Regions from separate parts of the Mus musculus genome. Here all the other regions are linked to region 5. A link is a loop called in an ENCODE intact Hi-C map of the cell type or tissue named here. Cell type or tissue: left cerebral cortex. All regions are shown on one strand.

Evidence for each region. Peaks named below come from ENCODE experiments on the same cell type or tissue, not always from the same donor. Only the 100,000 strongest peaks of a DNase experiment are listed, where the experiment ranks them.
Region 1: it touches region 5 in a loop (2.3-fold over the local background); 4 of 42 quality-filtered maps call a loop at or near these places.
Region 2: it touches region 5 in a loop (4-fold over the local background); 37 of 42 quality-filtered maps call a loop at or near these places.
Region 3: it touches region 5 in a loop (8-fold over the local background); 7 of 42 quality-filtered maps call a loop at or near these places.
Region 4: it touches region 5 in a loop (2.7-fold over the local background); 12 of 42 quality-filtered maps call a loop at or near these places.
Region 6: it touches region 5 in a loop (5-fold over the local background); 18 of 42 quality-filtered maps call a loop at or near these places.

What each region holds. Positions count from the first base shown.
Region 1 is chr10:19,778,459-19,783,458 of GRCm38, forward strand. It overlaps Gm25256 (a small nuclear RNA gene), which reads left to right and starts at 4,396; the gene lies at 4,396-4,502. In left cerebral cortex, a CTCF peak has its summit at 3,091 (motif pointing left); DNase peaks (open chromatin) are centred at 826 and 3,112.
Region 2 is chr10:19,891,514-19,896,513 of GRCm38, forward strand. Pex7 (peroxisomal biogenesis factor 7) reads right to left here. Exons shown (of 10, transcript NM_008822.2): 4 at 3,212-3,289; 5 at 2,737-2,845. Among named protein-coding and RNA genes, the nearest start is that of Pex7, 14 kb to the right of the region's middle. In left cerebral cortex, a CTCF peak has its summit at 2,688 (motif pointing left); a DNase peak (open chromatin) is centred at 2,684.
Region 3 is chr10:19,810,004-19,815,003 of GRCm38, forward strand. No RefSeq gene overlaps it. Among named protein-coding and RNA genes, the nearest start is that of Gm25256, 30 kb to the left of the region's middle. In left cerebral cortex, a CTCF peak has its summit at 1,942 (motif pointing left); a DNase peak (open chromatin) is centred at 1,939.
Region 4 is chr10:20,071,324-20,076,323 of GRCm38, forward strand. All of the region lies in intron 11 of Map3k5 (mitogen-activated protein kinase kinase kinase 5), which reads left to right. Among named protein-coding and RNA genes, the nearest start is that of Map7, 97 kb to the right of the region's middle. In left cerebral cortex, a CTCF peak has its summit at 2,108; DNase peaks (open chromatin) are centred at 699, 1,072 and 2,108.
Region 5 is chr10:19,710,081-19,715,080 of GRCm38, forward strand. Il20ra (interleukin 20 receptor, alpha) reads left to right here and starts at 2,507. Exons shown (of 7, transcript NM_172786.2): 1 at 2,507-2,650. The coding sequence starts at 2,554. All of the region lies in intron 1 of Gm33332 (a long non-coding RNA gene), which reads right to left. In left cerebral cortex, CTCF peaks have their summits at 1,669 (motif pointing left), 2,428 (motif pointing right) and 2,630; DNase peaks (open chromatin) are centred at 1,197, 1,602 and 2,426; H3K4me3 peaks cover 629 bases.
Region 6 is chr10:20,122,831-20,127,830 of GRCm38, forward strand. Map3k5 (mitogen-activated protein kinase kinase kinase 5) reads left to right here. Exons shown (of 30, transcript NM_008580.4): 24 at 2,122-2,307; 25 at 4,822-4,927. Among named protein-coding and RNA genes, the nearest start is that of Map7, 46 kb to the right of the region's middle. In left cerebral cortex, a CTCF peak has its summit at 2,623 (motif pointing left); DNase peaks (open chromatin) are centred at 766 and 2,610; H3K27ac peaks cover 206 bases.

The DNA of each region.
Region 1 (5,000 bases), 68 kb after region 5:
AATATCTCTGTTTTCTGGAAGTCTTAGACCACTCCTGTGAAAGGGTCATGTGAGCCTGGGGGTTGTGACCCACATTTTGACAACCACTGGTCTAAAAGCCCTGGAGGGGCTAAGATGTAGTTCAGTGACAGACAGCTTGCCTAGTGTCCCTGCACCATAGACTGGATCTTTATCATTCTAAATAAATGTGTCAATAAGCCCAAGTGAACCAGGTAGTAATACAAATTTCCTTCTATTTTAAAGTTAAATATGGAACAAAAGTTCTCTTCGGAAAACTGTGCCGGACTTAGTTATAACCTGATACATAAATGTATAGTTATATAAGCAAATGTCTTAACCCATTAAATATTGTTTGAGGCCACCCCTTATACATGAAAGAAAACAAAGTTACTAAGGATCCAGAGTTTGCACAGATTTTCAAATGAACTGCCATGCCCAGTGAGAGAGTAAATATGGCCATTTCTGGTTTGGATTTGCATTTCCAGGTTGAGTACGGAACACTGGGCTTTAGAATTAAGCTTTGGAAACAGACGGGCTGTTTGCAGCCCCATGAAGAGGCACATACAGTGTCCTGGACTTAATCCCCAGCACCAAAAATACGTAAAATTTGAGAACAACAACACACACACTACCTTTTCTTTATTGTAAAATGCACAGACTCAGTCTCTCTCTGTAGCACAGAAGGGCCCTAGTTTTGATTTATTCCTAGGACGTTGGAGCGCGCAGTCATTGACAGAACGTTCCTTTAACTGCTCAGTAGCCTCTGCTCTCATGCAGAATCCCGGCAAGTCTGGCATTTGAGACAGTGCTGAGTGTGGGACAGATCCGTGGCTGCCTGCCACGTCTCTGCAGAGCCTGCAGATGTGCTATTGGAAGGTGGGTGGTTAAATGAGGGGAGAGGAGTGCAGAAAGGCAGAACGCGGCAATTAAGTCTTCCCTGAAGTGCACAGGGGAAGCCACGGGCGTTTATATCCAAAAATGACTCCATCGGATTGCACAGACTTCTCAGAAATCTCTGCCAAGTCCTGATCACCTGGAGCCTTTCCTAATATGGAGATGAAAATGCCCGTGCCCCCTCCTCAGTTCAGAAATGGAATAGAGTCTAGTCACTGCCCCACCCGCCCACCTGCTACCCACCCTCCCACCATGGTTTCTGCTTCTCTTCCTGACTCTGGGTCAGTTTTGGTCTAAAGGAAAGCCTTATCTTACCACCACGGTTCCTCACTGGGGACCGGAGTATGATAAAAACCAGAGCGACCCAAGTGTCCTAGCTCCTGCAACACCTCTGTCTGCCCTGCACAGCCTTAGAAGCCTACTCTCTGCTAAATGCTTTCACAATGAGCTCCCTGCTGTGAGATGTAGCTAAGGTGAAAATAGCTCACCTTAGGTTTGTTTTTTAAAAAATCACTACTATTTCTGAAAGATTCAGAAGAGAACAGATAAAGCAAGAATGGTCTCTGGCCAACAAACACAAGCCCACTGCCATGCTTTCATTGTAGTTTAACAGCTTGCACATGATGCTGCCAACCAGAGACTGGGGAGTGCGAAAGCTGAGGTTTAACCTCAGAGATCTGGTGATCTGATGTACTACACGTCTCATGCAAGAATGAGCACGCTTGGGAGCGCGATTGGGTCTTGTTTTCTTGTGAGATTCTTGTTTGTTGGTTTTCTTGCTCTCTAGCCAACTAATATTTTAAAGTTGTCTTTTCCCCCCCATACTCATCACTCATGCCTCAGAACTATTTGATAAAGGATAAAATGTTTCTATTTCCCAGACTTGAAAACTGAACATCCAAATTGGGGGATGGGGGGAATTAACATGATTGCCACAATAAAGGGCAGTAATTAAAACCATGAAAGCATTCTTTTACAAGAAGCTCTGTAATCCATCTGGAGTGTTCTTTTCTTATATCCAAACCTGACCTAATGCAGATCTTTTCCTTTGAGTACATCTTAATTCTTTTCCAGACAAAGATGGCCTCTCCCTGCTCCCCAGGAACTTACTAGTGATCAGGAAAGTTTTAGGGTGGACATTTTGCTCCGCAGTTTGGAAGAGGAAAACTTCCTTTCTTGGCGGGAGTGACAACCCTTGCCTAGATCTGTAAGCATACAGTGCCAGTAGCACATGGAGATTGAGATCCGAAGGTCTCCCTCGCTCCTGCTGAGCCAGGTAGATGCAAAAAACTAAGCCAGCTGGAGCCTTAAGAGGTGGAAAAGGTGCTGTCACAAACTCATCCCGTTAGACAATATAGACCTTTTGACTCCTTGAAGAGAAGCATGTTGAAAGACATACTCTGATCAAGTGTGGTGGTATACACCTCGACTCGGGATGTGGACAAAAGAGGAGGAGATCTAGACCAGCCTTATCTGTGTAGCAACTTGGAAGCCAGTTCGAGCTCATGAGATCCTGTATGGTACAAGGATGCAGCTATGGGCTGAGGGACAAAGACATCTGCATATTTCTGTCTTTCTTTTTACTTGCTACTGGGAGATGACAAAAGATCAAACTGACTTTGATTGGTTTTTAGGAATCAAATAAATGCATTATTATTATTAAGAATCTACCGCATTTGGGTACGGAGGATGGGGGAACAAAATGATGTGTGTTCTGCCCTCGAGGAACTTACGAGGCTCTCTGTGCGCCAGCCACTTAAAATGAGCTTTCTTTCCCTGGCAGGAAAGTCACTACTACACAGGTTTGGGCTTCTCTGACGTTTACTTGGCGATTTCCAAGTCTCCATCTCAACTCTGAGCTATGTCCTCGGCTTTCTCCTTCCTCACATGTAGTCTCTCAACCTCACGAGAAATCCTGTTCACTTCTTTGATCTTTCAAGTCCTACTCACTTCGACGCCTTGAGTAGAAGCGTTCCCTTACAGGTTTGTGTATTTGAAGACTTGGTCTCCACTTGCGGTTGGTGTTAGAGGAAGTTTTGGAGTAGCCTTGCTGGAGGGAATATGTCACTGGAGACAGGATTTATGAGTTTAAAGACTCCTTCTCACTGCTTTGCATAGTGGCTGGTGTTACCCAAAAACTTGCTAATTGTGTTACCCAAAAACTTGTTTGCAGTGTCCTGCATGTAGGCTAAAGGAAGCCTGCCCCCTGCTGGCTCTGATTGGTAATAAAGAATTGCCACACAGCCAATGACTGGGCGGAGGAAGGTTGAGCGGAACCTTTAGATGTGCGAAGGCTAGGAACTAGAAAAAAGGGAGACAGAATCGCCATAATTTGGAGAAAGATGGATCAGACTTAGAGCTGCAGATGAAAAATCATCCAAAATATAGGTGAGAAGGAATGAGGCCCCCAAAGGGCTGCCCAGAAGTGTCTTGGGCAGCAAAGACTAGAGAGCAACCCAGAAGAAGGCAAGACAACAAAGATAAAATACATAATTAGAGGGCTTTAAGCTAGGATTAGAGGAGGAAAATGTGTGCTAGCCGCAGGCAGAATTCGAACTGCCCAACCTTGGAGCTAGCCAAGGCGTTTTAAAATTTATTGGTGTGTGTGTGTGTGTGTGTGTGTGTGTGTGTGTGTGTGTGTGTCTTCAATTCCAGAATCCAGATAGATCCTGGCCAGGTCATGTGACCCTCCTGGAGCCAAAGCAGTGTAGCCAACTACCTCTACAAATGGCCCCAACGTGGTAAGCAAGAACTCACTATTAAAAATAATTTAGAGATTCTTGGATGGAACAAACACACACACACACTTGATATAAGTCTAGGAGGAGGGGAGAAGTGGTTTCTCAGCTAGCTATGAGGATCACATACAAGCCATGAAACTAGAATAGAAGAACACAGCTGCCAGAGAGAACCTCGGCTCAGAGCTTCTGGGAGCCCCTGCTGTCCAAAGAGGCTGGCTGATTCCCTAACCCCGTGCTAGGAGAAAGGCAGTGAGAAGCAGACCATAAAAGCTGCCTGCCTCCAGCCAACAGATAAATAAAAGATAGAGATTTTAAATTTTGATTTAATTCCTTTTAAGAATAGAAGAGAATATAATGTAATTGTTTAAATGATCTTAAGTATACAGAGATATTAAGCACCATAGAAGGGAGAAGTTAGGAAAGTTAAAAGAAAAAAAAATGCTTTAAAACAACCTAAAAGGCAAATTCTCAAAATCTCTGAACATGGTTCACATGGGATTTCTGGGATTCCGTCTGTCTGGTATAATATAAATAGAGCCTGGAAATAGGCTCATACAGTAAGTAGACATAGATGATAACTATTGAGGCATTTGATCTTTAAAAATTAGGTCGAAAGCAGGGGACAGGGAGCCTAACCTATCTCAGACTTAGCGACTTAGGCCTGGAAAGCTACATAGAGAGAAAGGGGCCGCATGAACTGCCATATGGGCCCACAGAGATAGTAATCTCCATAGCAGGGAGGATTTAAGTATACATATGTGTGCTCGCTTCGGCAGCACATATACTAAAATTGGAACGATACAGAGAAGATTAGCATGGCCCCTGCGCAAGGATGACACGCAAATTCGTGAAGCGTTCCATATTTTTACTAAAATAACAGGAAGCAACAATTACTTTTCCTTAATATCTCTTAACATCAATGGTCTCAACTCGCCAATAAAAAGACATAGACTAACAAACTGGCTACACAAACAAGACCCAACATTTTGCTGCTTACAGGAAACTCATCTCAGAGAAAAAGATAGACACTACCTCAGAATGAAAGGCTGGAAAACAATTTTCCAAGCAAATGGTAGGAAGAAACAAGCAGGAGTAGCCATCCTAATATCTGATAAGATTGACTTCCAACCCAAAGTCATCAAAAAAGACAAGGAGGGACACTTCATTCTCATCAAAGGTAAAATCCTCCAAGAGGAACTCTCAATTCTGAATATCTATGCTCCAAATACAAGAGCAGCCACATTCACTAAAGAAACTTTAGTAAAGCTCAAAGCACACATTGCGCCTCACACAATAATAGTGGGAGACTTCAACACACCACTTTCACCAATGGACAGATCATGGAAACAGAAACTAAACAGGGAC
Region 2 (5,000 bases), 180 kb after region 5:
CTTTCTCTCGCTCTCTCTCTCTCTCTCACACACACACACACAATTAAAACTTCAAGTAATTACAATAAACAAATTAACATCTAATGGCAAGGTAAAAAGAATTAAAAAAAGAATTTTTAAAAACTCACAAGTTTTACTTCTTGACATTTTTCATGTATTAAAACCTATGATTGTTACATTTAATTCCTATTTTAAAAGTCACAAGTTAAATTACCAGCTTCAGTGGAAGGGAGGCAGGTTTCAGCTCATTTTGAGTCTGTGTCACTAATGCATTCAGGTTTGAAACCATCCCTATGAAACCACAGAATGTAAGGCCACGGGAGGCCCCTCTTCAGGGGGAAACCATGCAGATTTCAATCCAACTTCCTTCCTGACAAGAGCTTTAACTCCCTCTATGTTAATGGTAATGAACTGCAGTCAGCTCAGATTGTTTTACAGAAAGCATGAAACCTGTAACATTTACATTACCTTAGAAGGATTAAGGATGACGAAATCAAGCTATATGCATGGCTTTACATTTTAATTCCACATTAAGTGCATTATTATTGCCGCTGTTTACTTGGTACACACACCAAGCCTTATGAGCAGCTGTGCCACAGGAGGATGTAAACCACACTCAGGTATGCAGAAGGAAACTGAAGATCTGAGCGTGTCCCTCCATAGGCCAGCATTGTCCAGCAAGCAGGAAACCCTGGACTTGATCCTCAGCACCACATAAGACCTGGCATTGCAAAGAGGATCAGGAGTTGGAGGGCCAGCTGGGATTAGATGAGACCCTGTCTTTTAACAAAAGAAAAAGAAGAGAAGCTGGGGACCCAGCTTAGTGGCAGGTTACTTGCCTAGTAGGTGTGCTGCCATGATCAATCCTAGAACTGAAAAAAGGAGAAGAAAACAGAGCCAGAAAATAATGTATTACTAACTCATTACAAAAGAAATGATGGTTTGGAAAAGATTTAATTCCAATCACAGACTTTCATGAAAGATAGAATTAAAGCCAAGGAATTATAGAGATAATTTTACAGATACTGTGATAAGCTGACAGAGCATAGTGGTCTTCATTTCAGAAAAGAATACTGGTAATTTTTATCAAGGAAAAAAGCATTTCTTGAATTAATGATATCTTCACACATAGATATTACCATTACTATCAGAATCTCAAAAATTACATAATCTAAATGGACTTTGTGTACAGTTACCTAAAGGTAAAAAGTTGTCGTCAAACAACAATTCAAGAATTTAGGGGGGCTGGGCATGGTGGCGCACACCTTTAATCCCAGCACTCGGGAGGCAGAGGCAGGCGGAATTCTGAGTTCGAGGCCAGCCTGGTCTACAGAGTGAGTTCCAGGACAGCCAGGACTACACAGAGAAACCCTGTCTCAGGAAAAAAAAAAAAAAGAAAAGAATTTAGGGGAAATGAATAAATAGTTCTTAAGTTTTAGAGTTAAAAATATAAGAAACTAGCAAAGGATCTCTGAATTTTACTCCTGTGACCCATTTCATATGATTCAGCTGTTCAGGACACTGATACAATGTACTGAGAAAGTCGCAGCCTGTCTTCCGCTGGATTGTTAAATAAGGGGACGATGGCTAGAAACTCACTGCCTCTTCCCTAGCTACTGCCTCCTCCTCTGAACACCTAATTCTTTGTCTCGCTCCAGAATTCTCAGGATCAACAAACATTTCCCATGAAAGGCCAGAAGTAAGTATTTTGGCCTGGAGAGCTATTAGGTTTTTGTAACAACTACTTAATTTTGTTAGGACTGAATAAAGGCAGCCACAGATGATGCGTAACTGAGTTGATTGGGCTGTGTGCCAACTAAACATTACTCACAAAACCTGTCTGTGAGTCGTGTGGCTCTGAGGGCTGGAGTGTTTCCACCTGTGCTCTCTGCTGCCTTCCCCGGGTACTCTGGTTAATGGAAACGCTCTTAGTTAACCAACCCTGAGCCAAGGACACAACTATATTCACCAAGTCATGGGTCTCAGCTCCAAACTCAGCCTACTCATTGAAAAGCCCACGTGTGCCTCATAGGTTATCTAGTGTTATGGAACAAAACAAAAATAATAAAACAAACCACCGGGCATGGTGGTGCACACCTTTAGTCCCAGCACTTGGGAGGCAGAGGCAGGTGGAGTTCTGAGTTCGAGGCCAGTCTGGTCTACAGAGTGAGTTCCAGGACAGCCAGGGCTGCACAGAGAAACCCTGTCTCGAAGAACCAAAAAAAAAACAAAAAAAACAAACAAACAAAAAAAACAAACCCTCCTTCTTAAAATGTATTTTTAATTATGTTATGACATTATAAATAAAAAAAATCTGTCCATACAAAAAAAAGAGAAGAAGAAGAAGAAGAAGAAGAAGAAGAAGAAGAAGAAGAAGAAGAAGAAGAAAAACAACCCTAACATTTATTGTTAAAAAGGGTTCTATCTACTAAAACACAATCTGGGACTCAGTCCTCTGAAAATGTTTGCCATCAGGCTGACAGGCAGGGAAAGAAAGAAAGAAAGATCCTAAGGGCTGTGACTCTAGTTCAGTGGCAGAGCACAGACTCTGGGCTCAACCTCCAGCATTGGGGGGGGGAAAAAAAAGGAAAGAAAAAATTAAATCCCCTAAGAGCACAAAATGGGTATGCACTCCCATTTTCTCTGAATCGAGAGTTGACGGCGCCACCTACTGGTAAAGAAGTAGGCCACCCTTCACTAGTAAGTCAGGCTTCTGAGAACTCAAAACTTACTTACCTGAGGCTGAAGCGAAACAACCAGGGATGTGAGGAGACCAGATTGTGCTGTAAATGACACTCTCATGGCCCCTAAAGGTACACAGAGAATTTCCAACAGTTGGATCCCACTGAAAACAAATGAGATCAATTAGTCAACAAAGGTAAACAGAAACACTTTTGTATATACCATGTAGCACTATATGTAATACATATATACCTCATGAATACCATATACATTTATATATACATATAGGACATATATGTAAAGATTTTTAAGGTTTATTTTTACATAAAATAAGGTAGTATTTAAGGCACAAAATAAGATAATTATTGGGTTGTAGTCAAGAATAGTTTTTTAAATTCTGATAAACATTTTAATAAATACTTTTGAAGAGAAAACTAATTGATCACATGTAAAGCTACAGAACATTGTAGGAAACACTCCAACGGCAGTGTGTAAGGAAACTGGGTGTAAGCGCAGTAATACTACATACCACTTTGACAGTTTGATCCCATGAGCCAGACACAACAAGTTGTTCACCTCTGGTTTGGCTCCAATCAACACTATACACCTAAAAAAGTCAAGTCTTCATGTTTAGGAAGCAAACAGCACCAAGACAAATATTACGTCTTAGCTCTTTATAACAGTGTCAACGGCTAGCAACTAACTCACTCTACGAAAACATGACACAGTGTCCATTTCTACATGATGTCTGAAAAGCAGAAAGGTGAGCCTGTCCATTCTCCCATGCTAACTCCCTAGAGACTGACTCCATTCTGCCTTAATACAAGTCTACAGTTTCCAAATGTCCTTCACCATGCCAAATTATACATACTTTTAAATCTACCAACTGATTACTACTTATAGCACCACAAAGAAAAGTCAAAGCAGACAAGACAGTCATCTTGAAAAGCTTGCTCCCTCGGTGTTCATCAGAAAGTAATAAAATTCAATTACTCTCCCTGCCTGGCCTTCCTTAGAAGAACAGTTTATAGAAAACAGTGCTGCTCCATCCGACCTCTTGGCAGGCAGCTTTGGCTACACAGCAGTGCTATTCCGGGGCACACTCCTCCATCTCAGCACCAGTGCAAGAAGCCGACTGAGAGCTTACACACTGTTATTCTACCACTGTATAGAGTAAGTTATGTACACATCCCTACCATAGCGTGTGTCCAGTGACACTTGTGTCTAATGATCCTCTGTGAGAGCAGCCCAGACATACACCTGGGCTGATTACTGAGTATCATTAGCCAGCAGGCTACTTTGAGTCTTAAAACTTTAGCTCCTACATATGTGTAGGAAATGTTAAGTGTTTGGGTTTGCTTTGAAGAAGTTTCAGGGGAAACATCATTAATACTGATCTGCACTTTAGTAAACTTTTGATGTTTTGTCACATAAGACATTATGGTGGTTTGAATAAGAATGGCCGCCACAGGCTCATCTATTTGAATGCTTATCTACCAGGGAATGGAACTGTTTGATTAGGAACTGTGGCCTTGTTGGAAGAAGTATATCCCTGAGGGTGGGCTAGGCGCAGTATCTTGGCCCACAGGCCCTAGACGTAGCTCATAGCTATTAATCCAGTGTCTCCTTGCGTGCTGCCATGCTTCCCACCATGATGGCGATGGACTAAACCTCTGAAACTGTAAACCAGCCCCAATGAAAAACCTTTCTTTTATAAGAGTTGCATAAGTGATGGTGTCTTTTCACAGTAAGAGAACAGTGAGTGACCAAGACAGACATGAAATCCAAAAAAGTCAAACTTAGAACAGTGGTCAGCACAGGCCGAGAGGGTGAAGGCAGAAGTGACTCTGGCCAAATGGTACAAACTTTTAGTTATAAAATCAATACATTCTAGAGATATGAGGTTAATAATCACGTATGCTTGAAAGATGCTAAGGAAGTTGATCTTAAGTGTGCTCTCCACACACACACACAAGATGGTACCTATATTAAGTGATGCTAGAGTTAATCAACTTTATGTGGGATCAATACTAAGTGCGTACTCAGTGGACTATGGTAAACCCTACAACCACTGTTTAGATGTTAAATATAATTGTTCATTTGTTACCTATACTTTTATGAAATTGGTGGGTATAAATTATTAAAAACAAGTAAATAAGTGAAAGATTTTATGTTTTGTAACTCAAGGATGTTTTTACATTTCTATTTCTTAAGATGTTGGTTATGCTCAGCGTGATGTCACACGTCTATACCCAGCACTGGGGAGGCAGAGGCAGGAAGCCAACTTGGTGAACAGAGTGATTTCAAGGTCAGTCAAG
Region 3 (5,000 bases), 100 kb after region 5:
GAATTAGGAAACTTTCCTCTGTCTCAATTTATGTTTTCTTAAACATAGAGTTCAATGAATTAGATATGAAGTGAGGAACTATGTATAAAGCATTAAGTAAGAGCTGTTATCTCTAATCTACATTTTAACAAAGTAACTTCTTAGCTCATCCTCAGATATATAACATGCTAGTTGCAATGTGTCTAATACACTTTGAAGATACCTGCATCTTAGTTTCACCTGAAAATGGCCTGCCCAAAGTCAGTTTGTCATGTACAATCCCAAATCACCATGCTTCCTTCCAATACTGGCAGAATATGCTCCAGTAGAGTGGAGTGTGTATGCTATCTCTCCCACCCATCTCATAATCACAGCCATTAGATGCTTAATGATGGCAATGTTTGGTACCTAGGAAACAGCTTGTACCCATTTCTTACTATACAGATCAAAGCTACACAAGATATGTCAGACCACATTTATCCCATCTGGAACATCAATAGAAGCAATTCACCAGTATGGACGGGTGACAACACAATTAATCATATGACAGTTTCTTAGCCCCTCTCCAGAATGTTTGCGAGCGTTTCAGCTTTTAGATTGGGGTGGAGGTGGGTTATTTCCATATGCATGATGAAGTGCCTTGAGGATAGAATCCAAGTCTAGACAAGGATGGAACCCAAGTCTAGACAAGAATTCATTTATGCTTCATGTGCACATTGTTCTCATAGGCTATTAAAATATTATATTTTCAGAACTTAACCCTATAAGATTGCATGTGCAGGTTTTCCATTTATGATGTCCTGCATCATGTGGGTACTGAAAACATTTTGGATTTTGGAGCATTCCAAATTTTGAATGCTCCATCTGTATTGCTTCAGAAGGGCTTTGCAGACTGAAGTACAAAGGCAATGCCTACTGAAGTGCCACGTTCACACTCTCAGGACAGCCTTTGCACAAGATCTTACACACTGAGGAGTCCTGGGCGAGAAGTTTCTTTTTACCCACTTGGTGGACTTGAATAAAGCCCAAATCTCTCCAACTCTCCCCTATCTCTGAGTGCACACATCCACCATTCAGGGTAAACAGCAATCCCACTGATGGCTCTAGTGAACAGGTTTCCCAGTGGCTAGGCTGGGACTAGCAATCGGAGGAAGGCACACTTCAGAAATTCTCTGGATACACAGTGCTGCCCCAACCCTCAGCAGAAGCTGTTCCCATCATGCCCCACCCTACCCATCCTGATGGCTCACAACGTGAATGGTGAATATATTTAGGTTTAGCCAAGCAGTCTAAGCTCTGTCAGGTAGCAGCTAATCCTGTAACAATGAACATGTCACCTTCTCAGCCCTCTTCTCTCTCTTTTAAAAAGGGAAGAGTTTTCAGTAGGATTTCTAAGATTCCTTCCAGGGTTGATATCCGAGCACACAGATTCTAAACTCCTCTCTGTGACAGCCCTTCCAACATTTAAATGAATCTGTCACATCACCTCTCCTCGGCAAACATCCCCTTCCCTTTTGAGTGTCCCTGTCACTCCTGGTTTCCAGACCCCTCTCTGCTCTGGCCATTCTCCCCTGGAAGTAGGCCAGTTCATAAGCTCGGTTCAGATAACGGCCACAGTGGAGCCTGCCTGGGACTTCTCCCAGGGAATCTGATCACTGCCAGAACCAAGACTGGCAGACTCAATTAGAACATCTGGTCACCTTCCTGGTCCCCACAACCCTGTGTACAACCACCAGTCTCACTATCTAATGAGTTCGATTTAAAATTCTGGCTACTAAGAAAAGATGACAGAAGTGCCGGCTCATGGCTTAAGTAAAGAGACGCATTAAGAAAGCCCACTGAAATATTTACCCCAGTGCCCCCAGTTCCCAAAGAAAGGCTTGTTCTGAAGGGATGGACTGAAAAAAGGAGAGAAGAAAAAGCCATCACCCACCAGGCTAAACAGCCAGAGATGTTGCTGCCACCGTGTGGCAGCTGCTATATTCTGTCTATGTATGGACAGAAGGATTACCATCCAATGACTAAGACCGAGAACATCAAGGGAGCCTGCACACCTGACCAAAAAGCAAAACAAAACAAAACAAACTAACTAACAAAAAACCCCACCCGGATTCTTTCCCTCTGCTCCTATCACAGGTTTTCCTCTTAGCCTCTGTCATATCAGAAGGACACATTCTTTAAAGAGCTCCTCACACAGGATATCCATCCACATGGTAGCAAGGACAAACCAGTGTTCAGTCATACCAGAGTGTGAGACAGTTTCAGAACCATAGACGGTCCCTCCCTTCCTCTCTTTCTTCTTCTCTCCTCCTTCCTTCCTTCCTTCCCTCTGAACATCTCCCGCCCCTTACCTTAACCAATCTAAGTGTCTGGCTAGGACACACCATGTATCAAACTTTCTCATTCCTTTGCCTCTACCTGAAAGACAAAATAACTATTTAAGAGTGATTATTATTCAGACCAGAGAGAACACAGCCTTTACAGAGAGATGGTGGTAAAGATGAAAACTAAAAGTAAGGTTGGAAAGATACTTCAGAGCCGAGAAAGAAAAATAAGGGACTATAAGAGAAACCAGTATGACACAGCACCTCCTCCTGTGCATCCCACACACACTGCCCTTCCTGCTTCTTTTCATCTTTCTGTCTCCAGGATGTTGCTGCTCCACAAGGGCCTGACGTGTGAAGAGAGAAAAGGAAGAAACAGAATGGCCTCGAGGCAAAAGAGTCTCCAGAGGTACCTTTTAGCTATTTGCACACGCAGCCCTGTCATGTGCTGTGTCCCTGTTCTCTGAGGAGTTACCCCCTTCCTTATAACAACTAACCTCCTCCTGGCAGCCTGTTTCTGTCACTGCCTTTATGCCACTCAGCCTTCAAGAACACCTTACTGTTTCACTGCAAGAAGCATGGAACCGCATTCAGTGTACGTATAGTGTGCACACAGATATACAGTCTATCTATATTGTTACATTTTCAGAGAGGGCATCCAAACAGGTCCTTCAGGCATGTGAAAATGGGGTAGAGGCAGCAATGTTGAGAAGTTCTACCGCACATAACATGCACCTTAGAGTCAGAGCTTCTCAACAAACTCCCTCACTGTCCAGCATGCCAAGCAGAAAGGCTGTGTGTAATTCGGATTAATAAAATATCCTTGGGGGACAGAAGGAGGAAGGAGGGAAGTGTCTGCATCCATGTGTGCATGCAGGGCTACAAACAAGGGCAGACATTTAATGTGCTTAAACAAGGCACAGCATGGGTCTGCTTTGTTGGGGTGCCTAGGAGAATGAGCTTCTGACCTGATCTCCCCCCCAGAAAGTTACCCCAAGATTGAGGCACCTTGGTGGAGTTCCACTAGCCTGCCACTGGCTCCACCTCTCTCTTATGTGCCTGGCCTGAGTACACACCTTCTTCTGAGGGTCAATGCACCTCACCCCTGTTCAACTAGCTCCAAAGAAAGAAGATAGGATGTCCCCTGAGCAACAGATACTGCCCAGAGTGAGGAAGAGGGGATGACAAGCATAGATCAGGCCAATCATACAGTCTATGTAATTACCAGCTCAGAGAGCCATATCATTAGGAATAGCAAGCTTCTACATGGCTCCCATCATATTCTGCCATATCCTGATAAAGCATACCACTTTGAAATTTATTATTTTTATTACATTTTCTTTTACTAGCCATTAATTTAAACAATTAACTCTGGCTGTGTCTCTCTACACCATATGCACACGTATACTCTGGTCCCTTGCTTGAATGATATGAAAGACAGATAATACTGAGGCTCAGGAGCCAATAATTCAAAGTTTGACACATCAGCATGCAGAGAGCTTTGAATTAAGATAACAGCCTCACAACTAAGGCCTCTCTGATGTCCTCCCACACCCCACAGTCCCATTACTTTCTTCTCCCCCCACCCAAATGTACGGACCAGCTTTCTCTAATGATCCCCTCTAGGCAGATCTTCCAGTGGACTAAGTGGTAATAAGGAGGGCTGGGTGGGAACAGCACACCAGAGCACAGAAGAATTCATCACAGACTGAAGTCTGCCAAGGGTCATCATGGGCCCCAGATACCTCGTCCAACTGCCTATATCTTCCACATCTCTCTAGTAAGAGGACATTTAATCTTCCAATCATCACTAAGCTATTGGAGTTCAGTTCCCTGTGAGAGCACCATGCTCATAAGGAACTTGCGTACCCCCTCTCCGGTGAGCCTGGCTGCTGCTTGCACATTTCAGGAGGCTCAGTTCCAAACCTTGGTGGTGGAGGGATGGATAATTAGTTTCCTTTGTCCCTATTTGGAATGTGCTAGTAGACAGGCAGACAGACAGACAGGCACGCAGGCAGATGAGGGGGAAGGAAGAGAGGGAAGGAAGAAGAGTAAGGGAGAGAGAGTTATGTTTTTCCCCCCTGGGGATCAGGAAGGAAGCACAGATGTGAGGGGAAGAAGAGACTGCCGCCTTAACTTTTCTGAGTTACGTGGGTAACAGTAACTACCTTCTTCTCCTAAAAATCTTTATCTCCTCACTTATGAAAGAAAGAGTTTACTAAAGTCCCTTCTATCCTTCAGATTCCCTGTCTTGGAACATCCTCACAGTTTGGAGGTGACACGTGGATTGGGGGTAGGGGTGGGTATTCGAATTTGTCTGGCAAATATTTTATGTCCTCTTTGTGAATTTCCTGCAAGTTTGAACTGATCTGAGCTGCCAATTATAATGTTATTTGGTAGGAAGCTGCGATCTATTTAGACCCATCTCAGTTCCCAGTGAGAGAAAATTTGTACAACAGCAGCAGCCTGTTAAGTTCAGTTTCAAATAATCACACTGTCTTTGAGATAGATAAGAGGGTAGCTGGGTGGGCAAACAAAGAAAGCAGAGTGGACAGGCATCTTTGCTGTCTAGCTTTAGGTATAATTCACTGCGGGCACCAAGGAAATTAAGTGGCAGGTGTACATCTTTCAGCAATTATAGGATTGGACGTTGTCCCAGTTCTAAGAGCAGGTGCCTGGTGAGGTCTGTAGCCTGAG
Region 4 (5,000 bases), 360 kb after region 5:
GCTAAATGCACAGAACGTGCGTCAGTGATGTTACCACTGTGGCTGTGAGACGTATCTCACCTTGACATAAGAGTTTGGGAATCTTGGACCCTGGAGGGGCAGGGAAAAGGCTGCTAAAGGAAAGAACCAGAAATGAAGTAGTCAGGGAACCTAGAGCGGGAAAGGGGGGTTGCAGCTGCAGAGTGGCGGGTCACTTGAAAAGAAAAGGGGAAAAAATGTATAATGTCATTAGGAAGATTAACTAAATGGAACTATTAAGTGTTAGTGGTTCAAAGTCTAAGAGTGATAACACCAGCAGGTTCTAGGTTTCGCCTAGAAGGGAAGGGTGAATTCTGGGGGAGTTTCATTTTGGACCCGGACACTTGGAACTGATGACCTACAAGCACCTACAGAGATACAGTTTGTTCAGACAACCCGGGCACAATCGATGTGTGTTCTAATCATACCTCTTTGAAGTGCACTGCCTTGTTTACAACACTCTAAAGTAGATGCAGACATGGTCTTATACTGGGCAGAGAGCAAGGCTAGGAGAGATCTTCAGAGGCTTAACCAGAAAGAGCAAGGTTACCCAGGGACACTTGGAACAGAACGCGACTAAAGGAATTAGCGATGAACACAGTCCTAGAATGAGTGCAGAGCCAATGGATTTTGGAAGACAGGAAGAGAACAAGGACGGAGCCAGAGATTTTTGGAAACAGTACTTCTTCCAACTAGATGTTTTGTTTGCTCTTTCAGAAGGGTTCTCTCTGTTAAGTGGGTCTGGTGTGGATGTTTTTAGTCTCTCTGACAATTTTTACAGTATGCTAAGAAATGCATGTGTTAAGATATAAATGGGTATGTGAGGCAGGGCTATTGGCTTAGGCTGTGAATTATCCACCATCTACTTCTGTGTTCTTTAAAAATGTATTTATTTATTTTGCTTGCATCCATGTATATGCAATGTATTATTTTGGGGGGCTACAAAGATCAGAAGAGGGCCCCCGGATCCATTGGAACTGGAATTATAGATGTCCGTGAGACATCCTGTAGGTGCAGGGAATGAGCCTGGCCTCTCTGTGGGTGCTCTAACTCCTAAGCCATCCCTCTGCTTCTCCCACTGTCTCTTGACATATGTGGGCTGCACCTGTGGTATCCCATCCCCTGTAGTGGTCATAGTAAAATAGTCCATGTACAAAAACTTAAGCTTTTGCAAACCAGTGTCCCTCTGGGTTGTAAGTTGGTTCTCTGTAGACATCCATTCAGTCCAAATCTTGAAGACTGCATGAGGCATAGTTAATGAATCCTAGCCCTGTACCTGTTCCCTGTGGGCGTTTGATGTTTCCAGTCAGTACCTGAGGAAAGTCTGCATGTGTATTGTGCAGGCTGCCTGCCCTCTCTTAGCCCAGCTCTTGGCAGTGGCCATGTAGAGTGGTCAAGATAACTGTGTGAAGGATTCTTACCCAGTTCCAGGTGGTCAGTCTTTCCTGCTTATGGTGTGTTTGGCCATAACTCCCAAGTTCAACCAAGAGGGAAACGGTATTTCCTATCCTGAGAAGTTCAGAGACGGGTTCTTTCTGAGGGGGATTTTGTACCCGAGTTCTGAGCTCAGTTCTCTGTAAGTTGTTGGCTGTCTTCTCATGGTCATAAACAGCTACTCCAGGCATTGCCTCATACAGACAGCATCCCAGAAAGGAGAATCCAGCCCAAACCTTCATAACAACAGCCAGCCACCTGTAAGGAACTTGAACTGTTCATGGCCAGTTTAGACTAAATTCCCTGCCCCAGCAGATCCTGAACAACAACAACAACAACAAATCCAAAAGCCCTGTTGTTACTGTTAGCTAGGGAGAAGGGACAAGGGAGGAATGACTGTTAGCTCAGGTAAGCAATAAGGCCTGACAGTATAATTATTAAATTATTACTACCACTTTCACTGCTAACTCCTACTTCTTATTCCTGCCCTTGGCAGGGCGTGGAATTTGGGGTGGATCAGTTCCTAGAAAACAGTGCTTCTTTGCTGGTTCAAACAGGTAACCATGGTGTGGGGTCTGCTGGGGCTAATTAACCTCTCCAGCTCTGCATCTCTGGATCCTGGTACTTACTCTGCAGCTCACCAGTGCCTCCCTGTGGTGAGTCCCTGCTAGCCGTGAAGGTTGGGCCTCCTCCAGTGCAGTGGCTGTAGCTTAGGCTTTGAACTTAAGAGCACTGTAGTGAGATGTGTCCAGGCAAAGCAGCCTTCAGGAAACCAGATACTCAGGAAGTAGTCTGCTCTTTTCCTACCAAACCAGCCTGGTCTATTGAGGAACCCATCCTTGGTTTCTCCCAGTGCCACTTTAGAGCTGTGTGTACCTGCCACCCAGCCTGCTCTGCTCTCATGCCCAGTCCCAGCCCAACCGTGGTCTTGGGCAACAGCTCAGCGGCAGACTGCAGAGGTAAGGGTACACTGTGCGTTTGAGTCACACATAGGTCAGCAGCGAAGTCTGGGTCACACAGTTATGGAGACATTTTGACCTCAGGTTGACAGACAATAGGAGTGAGATTGAGAGCAGAGGCCGAAGGCTGCTGTTTTAATTTGCTGCTGTCTAGTACTTGGTTCCTTTATATGTGGCCTTTCTTTTTCTTAATTTAAATGTATACACACATTTTCATCGGTTTACTGGTTCACATATGTGTGCAAGTACGTGTGCACACATGCATGTATGTATATGTCCAGGTGTACATGCATATGTGTGTATGTGTGAAGGCTGAGGACAGCTTCAGGTGGCATCTTCATGAGTGCTGACTCTTTTGAGACAGGGTCTCTGAATGGCCTTGGATTCACCAGGTAGGGCAGAATGATTGACTTCCTGCCTCTGGCCCACTCAGGGATTGCATGGGGCCTGCCACTCCCTGGCATTTTTACATGGGTTCTAAGGAATCAAACTCGGGGCTGTGTTTGCAGGTGAGTGCTTTAGTGACCTAGTCATCGCCTCAGCTCCCCACTAGGCCTTTCTGCATTGCCCTCCCTCCCTGGACCTCACAACAGAATCTGCTAAAATCCCAGTAAGGTGCACTAAACACTGGTTTTTGAATAGTTTGCATCAAACTTGAGAGGGCCTATCCACACTCCTGGTTGGATGGCCCTAGGAAAGATATAGGAGTTGTGGATAGAGATTGTAGGTTTTTGGGTTGCTTTTGCCAAGAGAAGAGTTCTAGACCACCTCAAAGCTGCAAAGCTCAGCTTCTGTTTCATTAGCCAGGACGAGGCCACAACCTCAGAGCAGTGGGGAAGGGGCTCTTTTCATGGTTGTTTTACATATCATACTATTAATTGCATGCTGTGGTCAAACATTTGATGATTTTTCAATGTCTGTTATAACTTTTACAGAGGGTAAAAAAATAATTAAGAAAATAATTAGGGTAGTTTCGCTGTTATTGAAGGAAGAGATCAAGCAGGAGAGACTTCTAAAGACTCCCAGGCAGGCTCTGGCATGGGTGTTAGTTGGTGATGGCGTGGGTGACAGTCTTGTCACTGTTGTCAGTCACAAGATGGAAGGCCACTCGCTGGTTTAGTAGATGAGCTTGAGACAATTTTCATTGCCTAGTGTAAGTTCAGAGTCATCCGCTGGGTCTTCGCTCTTACAGACAGAGTTCTGTTGATGGATAAGTTCGCTCCAATTGGCTGTCAGACTCCTAAATAAAGAACCATCTACTGGAGCCTTGTAAAGGGAGCCCATTGGATTTCAGCATCTGATCGGCAAGTTCAAAAAGAAACTGAATCCTGACGGTTCATTTTTATAGGACTCTCTAGGAAAGCTTTAAAAAAAAAAAAAAAAAACTTTGTTGATGTTCTGAATAAAGCTGATAGAAAACCGAATAAAACCCTAAACTGATGTTGATGGCAGAGTATCTGGCCGCCTTCTTCAGTCAGGGAGCAGGTGATTAAGGTGTTCACCTTGGAATTAGCTATTGCTAAGAGGAAGGACTGAAAGCCAGGGTACAGCGCATGGCCAGCTGAACTAGCACTCAGGCCCCACACCAAACCAGGTAGGAAGGCTAAGGTAAAAAGCTCACCTTGTACATATATGTCAGTCTGGGAGATGTAGGGAAAATGATTAAAGAACAATTATTTGATAATAATTAGGATATTTTAGTCATGGTTGAGAGATAAATTTTAAGTTTTTAAAACATGAATTCTATGAATCACTTGTGTCACATAATAATCAAATTTTTGTGTCCAAACATTATTAGCATAATAATTAAGTTTTGCATAAATTATGTAATAATTCCTTTGAGCTGTAATGGACAGTCTACATGCAGATACACTTTGACACACACACACATACACACACACACATATTAATTTATGAAAAATAAAAAGATACAGAGGTTTTGTTGAAATTTCTACCTAAAGTTAGTTCCAAGCTGGCTGTGGGGTGTACTTCTGGAATCCTAGCACTCAAGAAGCTGAGACCGAACAATGGCAAGTCCATGGCCAGCCTGGGCTATACAGATTGATTTTCTCTCTCAGAAAAGATATGCTAAGTCTGGGGAGATGACTTGGTCAGTAATGTGCTTCATAGAAGCGTGGAGACTGAGTTCCATTCTCAGAACCAGCACTTTAAAAGCCCAGGAGTGGAGTGTGCACCCACACTCCCAAACCTGGGGACATGGAAACAGCTGCCCGTGGGGCCTAAGAGCAAAGCTGCACCACACTGGAGAAATCAGGAGGGACAGGCGAGGTTGTCCCGAGGCCGCCACATGCATTTGCACGCATGTGCTTCCAAACCCTATACATGTGAACTCAAACACACAAGTGCAAGGAAGGTAGCAGGCAGCTGGCCCAAAGGAACATGAGCTTATTTGCTGGAGCCACTGAGCTACCGTAGCCTCTCAGCTACCCTGATCACCGGGTTGTTGCTTTGTTTCGTTCTGGTGTTTACTTAAAATTAAAGCACAGCAGTTACAACTAAAATTAAAGTTTAAATTTCATGACAGTAATTCTTGCAGGGTTTTTGAAAGCTGTTGTCTGGAAGTACAGG
Region 5 (5,000 bases):
GCTGTGATAAAATACCCTGGCAAGCAGCTGCTTGGGGGTGGGATTTATTTCAGCTTACAATTCAAAGTTAAGGTCCATCACCATGGGAAGCCAAGGTAGAAACTTTTATTGGCAAGCTACACCACATCACCACAAAGATGGCAGGAAAGAATGCATATATGCCTGCCTGCCTGCCTGCTTGCTTCCTTCCTTCCTTCCTGCCTGCCTGCCTGCTTGCTTCCTTGCTTCCTTCCTTGCTTGCTTCTTCCCTTGCTTGCTTCCTTGCTTGCATCAGCTCAATTTCTCTGCTCTTATACAGGGATGAACCTCCTGCCTAAGGAATTGCGTTGCCTGAAGTAAGTTGGGTCTTCTCCATCAATTATCTTAAGACAGTTTCATACAGATATGCCCACAGGTCACCCCAATGCAGACAATTCCTGATTGAGGCTCTCTGCCCAATTTGTGTCAAGTTGACAAAGCTAAACATGCCTGGAAACTATTCAGGACTTAAAATGGAATAGGAAAATATGTATTTTGTTGATGTGTGTGTGTGTGTGTGTGTGTGTGTGTGTGTGTGCGCGTATGTGTGTGTGTGGTGTTCGTGCTTGGAAGTGGGAGTTGTGGGGTGATGCTAACTAGTTCATGAGGGTCTTTTTGGTTTTTGTTTTGTTTTATAGAAAACCCAGAAACTCTTAGTCCATTTGACTCCAAGCTAAGATTTCACTGTGATAAAAGGTGACACGCTGTTGTAATATAGATAAGTTGAAGAAACTACCTATGTGATTGTGTTAATTCTCAGATCTCTGGAGGATACACTCGAGTTTATTTAACCTGGGAAGGACTGTTTCTTTACCTGGAATTAACAGATATGCTTGGAAGTTAGAACGTAAGAGTACAAAGGAAAAAAAAATACTAAAAGATGTTAAAGAAGTGCCCTAAGGCGAGCTCTGGGTAACAGGTTTAAAATAAGATGTGAAACTCTCCTCTCCAGCGCATGGGAAACATCACTGAGTTCGAACCTAGGAAGTCCCAGGGCCAAACTCAGCCTTCGCAGAGACATAAGGGATCTGTTACTATAGAAAGATCAGTCCTTGCAAGTGAACCTTGGATTGGCTACCCATGAGTACTATCAGAAAGAACACCAGAGAGGGCAGGGTCTGGCTGTCTTCCAATCTCTAGCCTAAGAGAACAGGCTGTAGACTATCTCCCAAGAAATATGTGTGTAAGTTGAAAAAGCAAGGTAGCTGTCTGCTTGAGCTAGCTCCTTTAAGGCTATGAATGAGTCATATTTAAACAGAAATGCATACATGTCCTAACATTGATATAAAAAGAATATGTTGCTATCATACTGTCTTCTTACTTTTTTCAGGGATTACATATGAATCAGTAAGAGCCCAGTTTGTGCAGGAAAGGAAAGAAACATGACAGTTAACAGGCAGATGTCAGAGAACCGATCACTGAGAAAAGAAGTCGAAGTTTGAAACTAGTAGCTACTGATTGCAGTTTCCACTCCTAAGGCTGGAGAAACAAAAGGAAGACATGACTACACAGAAGATAAAGGAATTTCACTAAATGGAGATTTGGACCCATGAGAATTGGGTCCAGCCAGCGAGGCAAATTCTTCGTGTATCTGAAGAAGCTGGAAACTAGGACAGCTAACAGGTCCTGTCCCTCCTCCTCCAGGGCCCCCTACCGGTGTGAACTAGAAGCACAACTGAATAGCAGGGTCTGCTTTAACCCTCCAGAAGCCTTCAAATCCAATCCAAGACTCTTAGGACTCTTTGAGCCGGAAAAAAAACAGGAGTGAAAACAGGAGTGTAAGGCATTCTAAAAACGGCTGCATCTCTGACTGCCTCCACCACAAAAGGGGTTCTTTGTTCGTCTGTTTTGTTTTCTTTTAGTTATTGAGACTCTTCTAGATGTCTGTTGATTCAATTTTAGGGCTATTTCTCTTTATTTGTGCATTTGCAACAGGAGTCTATGGAGGAAAGAGAGAGTCTGCCTGAAGTACATGGTTAATTTGTTTCTTTTCGCATTGTGTTTAATGTTTACAGCTACCTAGAAAGGAGGAGCCCTGAGGTCTGCTTGCACATCTCTGTCACAGTGTTCCCTGGCTTTTCCTTTCTTTCTCTTAGCTGGGGGATGGCCCTCTCCCATTTGGGAGACTTCTATTGTGTTTTGAGGTTGCATCTGCTCTTCTGTAAAATGCAAAGATACCTGACTTCGGGGTGTGGGGAGGAAATCTCGACTAGGGTAAGCAGCATGCCTAACAGTAAGTTGAGAAATATGTACCTATTTCACCCTTCCAGCTTCTTCCGGGATGAAACCTGACATTTCAAGTGAATGATAAGACTCTGCTGTACTGAGTCAGAGCTCATCGGCTTCTCCATCACCCCCTGAAGCCTGTGTGGACTCAGAACTGAAACCCAGACAGCCACCCTCGCGTGGACTCCCTGCAGGGGGAGCTGGTTGTGCACAGCAGACTCTGGGCTCCATCGCCCGGGTCTCGCTGTTGCAGAGGAGCCCCGGGGAGGCCACGCCGCGTTCCCGAGATGTGACCCGAACTGACAGCCCATGCACACTCCCGGGACCCCGGCGCCGGGCCACCCGGACCCGCCGCCACTGTTGCTGCTCACGCTGCTTCTGCTGCTGGCCGCTTCGGGACGCGCAGGTAGGAGAGTCGCTCCTCTCGGCAAGGGCTACCTGGCAGGAGCCTGAAAGGGTCCACGCCGGGCTCCAGCTTGCTGAATCCGAGCTGGGGTTGGGGGGTACAGGGGTGGTAGTAGCCCTCCTGAGTGGCCCAAAACTTGTACCTCGAAACTGGTGACAGTGATGGCAAGGGGCGGCTCGCACTAAAACCTTGGCAAGTCCAAGATTCATAGCCTGTGGGAGCTTGGATCAGAGTTTGGAAAAGCCAAATCAGCCCCAAAAGGGTAAGCCACATCCCGTTTTCCTGGCAATCCTGACGTGTGCGTATACGTACTTCTGAGAAATAACAAAGCATAAAACAGTAAGACATAAAGCACTAGAAGGATTTTCTCTGTTGTTTTAAAGTTTAAACCGTAACCGCTGGAATTCAGAAAGCCAAGCTGATTCACTTTTTAAAAGTTTCTTTTTCTTTCTTTTTTTTTCCTTCTTTCTGTTTTTCTGCCATATAAAAACATACTCTTTAAAAAGCAAGGTATCTCAGCAAGGTATCTCACGGTTTCAATTAAAGACAACAGCCACAAAGCTTCCCAAAATATCAATTGTAATTTTATAAAATTGATTCAAGCACCTGTGCTCCAGCCTGGAAAAACCAGCGAGTGGGGAAAAAAAGTGAGACCTCAATCAGAGAAAACATGATGCTCACTACCTTTCAGAGGCCGGAAGCATGCACGCTGGCCTTGGAGCGGTTTCTGAACCGTGTAGTCTATACAAGAAGATTATTTTCTAAGTTCTAAATTTATGCAAGTATATGGTTATATTTTAATAATCCAAGATAAGCCAAATGTGAAAAGGCTTATTCAAATATCCCTGATATGAATTCATTTTCTGTTTTTAAAGCACAGTTGAAGTTTATTATAAAAGGTCTAGACAGAGATTTAAGTATGGTCATCAAGGGGGATGAGAGACAAGCATATGTATACACACATATACACACACATATACATATACATCTATATGAATGATTACGGGAAGATCTCTGCATACAGTGAGTGCAATAGAGCTACCATACTGAACTTGCTTGGTGTTAATGTGAGAAATAAAACTTGCTCACTAACTGGGCAAAATGATATTAGAAGGCAGCAATACTCCTAACTTAACAGCAAAATCTAAAGCAAACACACGCACACATAAACACACACACACACACACACACACACACCACTGGGCTTTTTTTGATCTATGAGACCCAGCATTTAGCATGGGACCGACCTCCACACGTACTTCATGAATACAGGAAAACCAGTTAGAAGGTATAGTAGGTGCTTGGATACCGTTCCTACACTTAACCACTGAACCCATGGATAATCTTCACTTCTGCGCGAATATGGACTTTTAAGAACTGTATAACACTAGCATTCATGAATAGATAATAGTTTAACTTTGGGACTGCTTTTGCACAAAATTCAGAGCTATACAAGTGTTGATAGGATCAGGCTGAATTATCCCAGGACACCCAAAGAGAAACAACATTGCATGTGGCATCAACATTTTATACACATTTTGATGTTTCATTTAAGGTACACCACTACGGGAATTTTGAATGTCCCCATTGTTCCCTAAGGGTTACATTGCGTAACACTATTAATGACTCCCTGCCTCTCTGGGCAGAGGTTTTACCAGATTCATCCTATGGGCTATTAACCTCCATCCTAAAGATCATGCCTGTGTCATCTTCTCTGTGTGTCGTTTCTGTCTCTCCGCAAGGAAGAGGATCCATCATCACCATTATGTAAACAGACGCTTTAAGCCTATAGGAGTGGGAACAGTGAATTCCTCAGACAGCATGGCCCTGTTCAACACCACAAAGGCTTCCATGGCTTTTGCAATTTTCTAAATCCTGCAGGGTTCTATGTGACCTGCCCCTTCCTCCTCCTCCTCCTCCTCCTCCTCCTCCTCCTCCTCCTCCTCCTCCTCCCTTTCTCTCTGTCTCTCTGTCTCTGTCTCTGTCTCTGTCTCTGTCTCTCTCTGTCTCTCTCTCTCTCTCTCTCTCTCTCTCTCTCTCTCTCCCTCTCTCTCCTTACTTTAATTACTCCCCTTCTTGTCTTTACCAAGTTCCCAGAGCAAGCCAAATGTCCAGGATCCATATTCGCAGTTCCCTCTGATAGAATGGCCCTCCCTCGTCTACCCTGGCTAACTCCACTTCACTGTGTCTTCCCTTAATCTCCTAAATGGAAAGCCAGACTTCATAGGTCTTAACTGGACATCCTACCCAACTGCTGCTTCTTTGAATTACCCCTGCAACATCAGGGGTAATTCATTACCTGTCCCCTGTTTGAGCAAGTCTCACAGGAAACTCGCTACCCAGACAGGCA
Region 6 (5,000 bases), 410 kb after region 5:
TTACTCTCTGACTTACTAACCTTAAGACCGTGTCTCTCACTGACCCGGAAGCTTGCTCTCTCAGCTAGGCTGACTGGCCAGTGCACTCTCGGGATCCACCAGTCTCTGCCTCATGATGCTGGGGTTACAGGCAAGTGAAGACAAGACCCCTCTTTCCGCGAGTGATAGGTCCTCATGCTTTCAAGAGAGTGTTCTTACCCACTGAGCCGTCTCCCTGGCCCCAGTTTTTATTGATTACAGTTTAACTTCTTTAAACTGTATCTCACCTTTCACAAATCGCTGACAGTTTAAGGAATAAAGACTAGGGAGAGGGTTCGGTGGACAAGAGCACTTTCTGTGAAAACGAGGAGCAGAGTTCAAATCCAAATCTCTAGCACTCATAAAAAGCTGAGTGTGGCGGGGCAGGCCTAGAACTCCAGCCCAAGGGGAGATGGAAGATCCTTGGAGATCATTGAGAGACCTTGCATTGATGTAATAAGGCAGCGAGTAAGAGAGGAAGATAGCCCAATATCTGCTTGTGGCCTTCACATGTGTGCATAGCTGCATATAACACACACACACACACCCCTGTGCACACAAGGCTAGAGAGGGCTTTTGCAGGAAAGCTGTGAATGCTGAATTTGTGGGAAAGGCTCACTGTCGAATGCTGCCATTGTTCTGAGGCAGGTTTACCCTGCAGAACATGCTGTCTCAGAAAGGAAAGCCCTCGAATGAGCTGACACAGAGGGGCGGGAGTTAGGGCAGAAATGATGATGACTAAGCGGATGTGGTAGCCTGGACGGGAAGCATTTCCCAGGGTAGAGACTGTGCTGTGTAGGACAGCCACACGCGCATCCAGGCAACATGCTGCTGCTGCTGCTGCTTTAAAGACAAAGCTGATGTCAAAAATAAATGCTTGCTCTCCTAGCAGTTCGCTCTCCTGATATTTCCCGGTGTTAGGAAGTTGCCTGTGAATCCTCCCTCTGGCTGTCATTCAGTTTGTGATGAGAAAAACACAAAGAGTGTAATTGTTCTCAGTGTAATTTTCAAATGTTTCTTTAATGACAGCCTTTAGGCCTTTCAATTTAGACTTTTCTCATGAGAACTTAAACAGGGGACCAAGCTCCCAAATCAAGAATATATGTGGAGAAGGTGAGGGTGTGTTTTGAAATTTTTCATGGAATTCTAATGATGGGAATTTTATTGGCCTGGTGGAGAAACTTAATTTTAATAATACAGTTAGAAAATGCAGTATGAACTAGAAATTAGCTTAATAAAAATTCTTGAAGTTTAATGAGGATTAGGTTTTCTTTACAGGCTCAGTGTGCCTTGCTCACATTAAAATAAAATAAAATAAAATAAAATAAAATAAAATAAAAATCACTTTGAAAGAGAGGTCTATTTAAATATGTGAACGTTTCCTTGGTTTGTTTTTTATAACTGATTACCCAGTTGTTGTTAAGGTGGGGTTCCAATGGTGGTGTCTAACCTGGCCCCTTTTACGACAGGGAGTTGACTTTAAAGGCCATGGAAGGGCCAGGCACACCTTTTGATAGATACACACAGCCAGGAGAGAGGTAGCCGGCTGGTACCCAGCTGAGCCTGGCCTAGAGAACCATGGTGTGTGAGTCCGGAAGACAGAAAGCTCCACGGTTCCTTCCATCTTTGCTCTTGCTTGGCTGCTGCTGTTCGTCTTGTGCTGCTCGTCTCTGCTCTATCTTCTTCTCTTTCCATTGTCATTCTCGACTCCCCTGCATCTACTCCCGTGTCCTTGGGTGCACCCCGACCCTGGGTTGTGACCTTTCTGCAGGCAGACTCGGAGATTAAGATTCCATGGCTCCGTGCCCCTCTCTCACCTTAGTGTCCAATTAAAATTCCCAACAGCAGGATTCTCACCGCCTCAACCTATCCCCATCTGGGCACAGCCCAAATGTGCCCTGGCTACCGACCAGCGTGGGCGTACGGCTGTTTCTCCAAAGACTGGTTACTTCTGGCAGCAGTGATGGCTACTAAGGGGAGCCACAGGGTTCAAAGCATGTTGGGGAAGGCCTCTCGGAGCAAAGGTCTTCTGAGAAAAGACTGAGAAGGGGGAGCTCGCGTGGAGTACAGAGTGACTGAGGCCCTGTCGGGTTTTATTTTCAGGGTGCTGAAGAGCCTAAACTAAAGTGGGAACACATCACAACCCTCATCTCGAGCCTCAGAGAGTTTGTGAGGTCCACTGACCGAAAAATCATAGCCACTACACTGTCCAAGCTCAAGCTGGAGCTGGACTTCGACAGCCACGGCATCAGCCAGGTGCAGGTGGTCCTCTTTGGCTTCCAGGATGCGGTAAGTGCACGGGCCGCCATTTCCCCACAAACTCTGCTCAGGGTCGGTTGGTTATAGAAATGGGATACAGTTCAAATTCTGTTCCCTCTCATTTACTCGGTAAACTGCATTCTCTTCGGATGACAGATGTGAGGTATTTATTGAGTTCCCTCAAAGATAAGAGACTCACACAGCTGAACCACCATGGGAAACAGCAAGGCTTACAGACATTCATTCCCAAGACTGGGTTTCTCCTTAGGATCATGTGTGGGCCTCTAAAGCATAGTGCACATTAGTCGTGTTTTGTAATGCTGAACAAGAAGTGCCATCTAGTGGCCACTGAGAGAAATGCACTGTTACACCTGGGAATGCTCAGTGTTGAAATGCTCTCTCTCCCCTCAGCCCCCAAGGCTTTTCTCTGGTTTCCATATAGGACATTCTTAACAAGTTCATTTCGTAAATATCCACTATTTTCCCACCATAAATATAGTTTGGAAAACAGGCAGTTGGTGAGTGGAAACTACTCGTGATCTAATGAGAGATCACTGACAGTCTTATGCAAGACAAACCAGAAGTTATTCTGCAAGTCTGATTCAAAATAGACCTTTGTAAGCCACTGTCAGACACACAAGGTATGGGAGGCAGGAAAAAATATCTGGTGGTGCCTGTATGCAAATATAAAATTGCACTGTGTGGTTTTATTTAAATGTTTAATATTAACTTGTAATGTATTACTCCTGTGTTAGGTAGTTTCTTGACATTTGTATTTGAAACAAGAAACAATCCTCCATTCCAAACTGAATCTTCATCCTTCCACAGTCACTGGTGTTCTGAGTGGAAACGACTTGGTGTTTCTGCTGTGTGAAGAACAGGAACAAGATTCTCCTGACTGGACCGAGGTCCTAGAGAATCCAAGCAGGGCCTGTCACTAATATTAAATGCTAAGGCATGCTTACACTGCAACTATGGCAACCCAGCCATCTACCATCCAGTGCAACGATGTAGCTGATTTGTGCCTGCCCACACATTGGCTTCTGGGCAGGAGGTTGGGGAGAATTCAGAGTGAGAGCTAGTTAGCTGTAATCCTGAGCCTTGGGCCCAGGTCAGACATAGTCATGCAACTCGCTCAACCCAGTTTCACTCCTGGCCTGTCAAGTGCTCTTGTTGGGTAATACGCTGTGTAATGCGGCAGTGAGCAATACGCTGTGTGATGAGGGGATGTGCAGGGGGGCCATGGCTATGAAGGATTCACACTTGAAATACTCCCATGTTCTAAGTGATAGCCTGGTTAGACACATAAGCAGGCAGATCCATTTAAGAAATGGAGGTACTGCAAGCTCACTCTGAAAGAATCCCCTGGAGCAAGTGAGGTCCAAGAAGTAGTTCATTTCCTTGGGAGCAACTGCTATGCGAAAGGCCTCAGGCCGGCTCTCTCCTAAACCGGGTCGTTTGGATGAGGCTGGACCAATGGAAAGACTGAGCTGCTGTCATTCTGACTCTTGGCACGAGTTTGGAGCTCAGCCACCATTTTCCAGCTTCCACCTGGTTCTCTAACCGCAGCCCTGCTTACATAGGTGACATTGTGAACCGGGAAGAGTGACCCAATCCAGATGTTAAGGGAATTCTGTCCAACCTTTAAAAAGGAAATTCTGGCACAGGTTATAAATGTAGATGAGTCCTAGGAATGTCATGCTAAGTCAAACGGGATGGTCTTTAAAAACGACCAGAGAATTCATCCTCTGACTTTGGGGAGGTTCCCGGAGCACAGACCACAGGGATGGACGCAGGTCAGGTGTGCAGCACTGTTGGGTGAGAGCTGAGATCGGACTGAGTCCCGAGTTCCAATTCTATATGAGAAAGAGGCCTAAGGATGGACGGCGAGGACCTTCACACAGTAACATGGGGGTACATAGTGCCTCGGGTGGTTGAAATCACTAATTTTATATTATTAAGACTCATCTGAGCAAATGCAAGTGATTAACATTGGAAGTCTTATATTCTGTGTGCTTCACAGTAGGTTTTTGAAAGAACAGAATGGTAGGGTGTATAACTGTTTAAATGGGTGGGACATTTACCAGTCATAGTAAAAAGTTATCTTTACAACAATCATTTTTTTATGTGACTGGGCTTTCTGGAATATTCTAGCAGATTATTCCCCTATATCAGCATCAGCAACAGTTGCAGGAAAAGAAGAAAAAGATCAGATTTGCCAACATGCACGTTGTGCGTGGATGCTAATTTATACTCTCTTCCCTTGATTTTTCCAAATCGTGGATGTGCTCAGGCTTTGTCTGTGTTACATGGCGGTCAGGACCTGGCAGGGTGAGAATTGTCTATTGAAAACCTCTTGAACTCTCCCTGCTTTTACACTTTCTGCAGCTGTTTTAAGTGCCACAACTGTAGCCTTCCTCTTTCTCTTCCTCTTCCTTATGCATATGCCCATGCATATAAACACATAGACACCTTGCAGGAAGAGAATAATAGTAATAAATAATGTAAAAAATTAACATAGACTAAAGGTCACTGTCTTTCCAGGTCAATAAAGTTCTTCGGAATCATAACATCAAGCCACACTGGATGTTTGCCCTGGACAGCATCATCCGAAAGGCTGTGCAGACTGCAATTACCATTCTGGTTCCAGGTCAGAGCTATTTACTTACTGTGCAAAGATAATTAGTGCTTGTATACTCTGGGTTGGTCTGCCTCTGCCATTT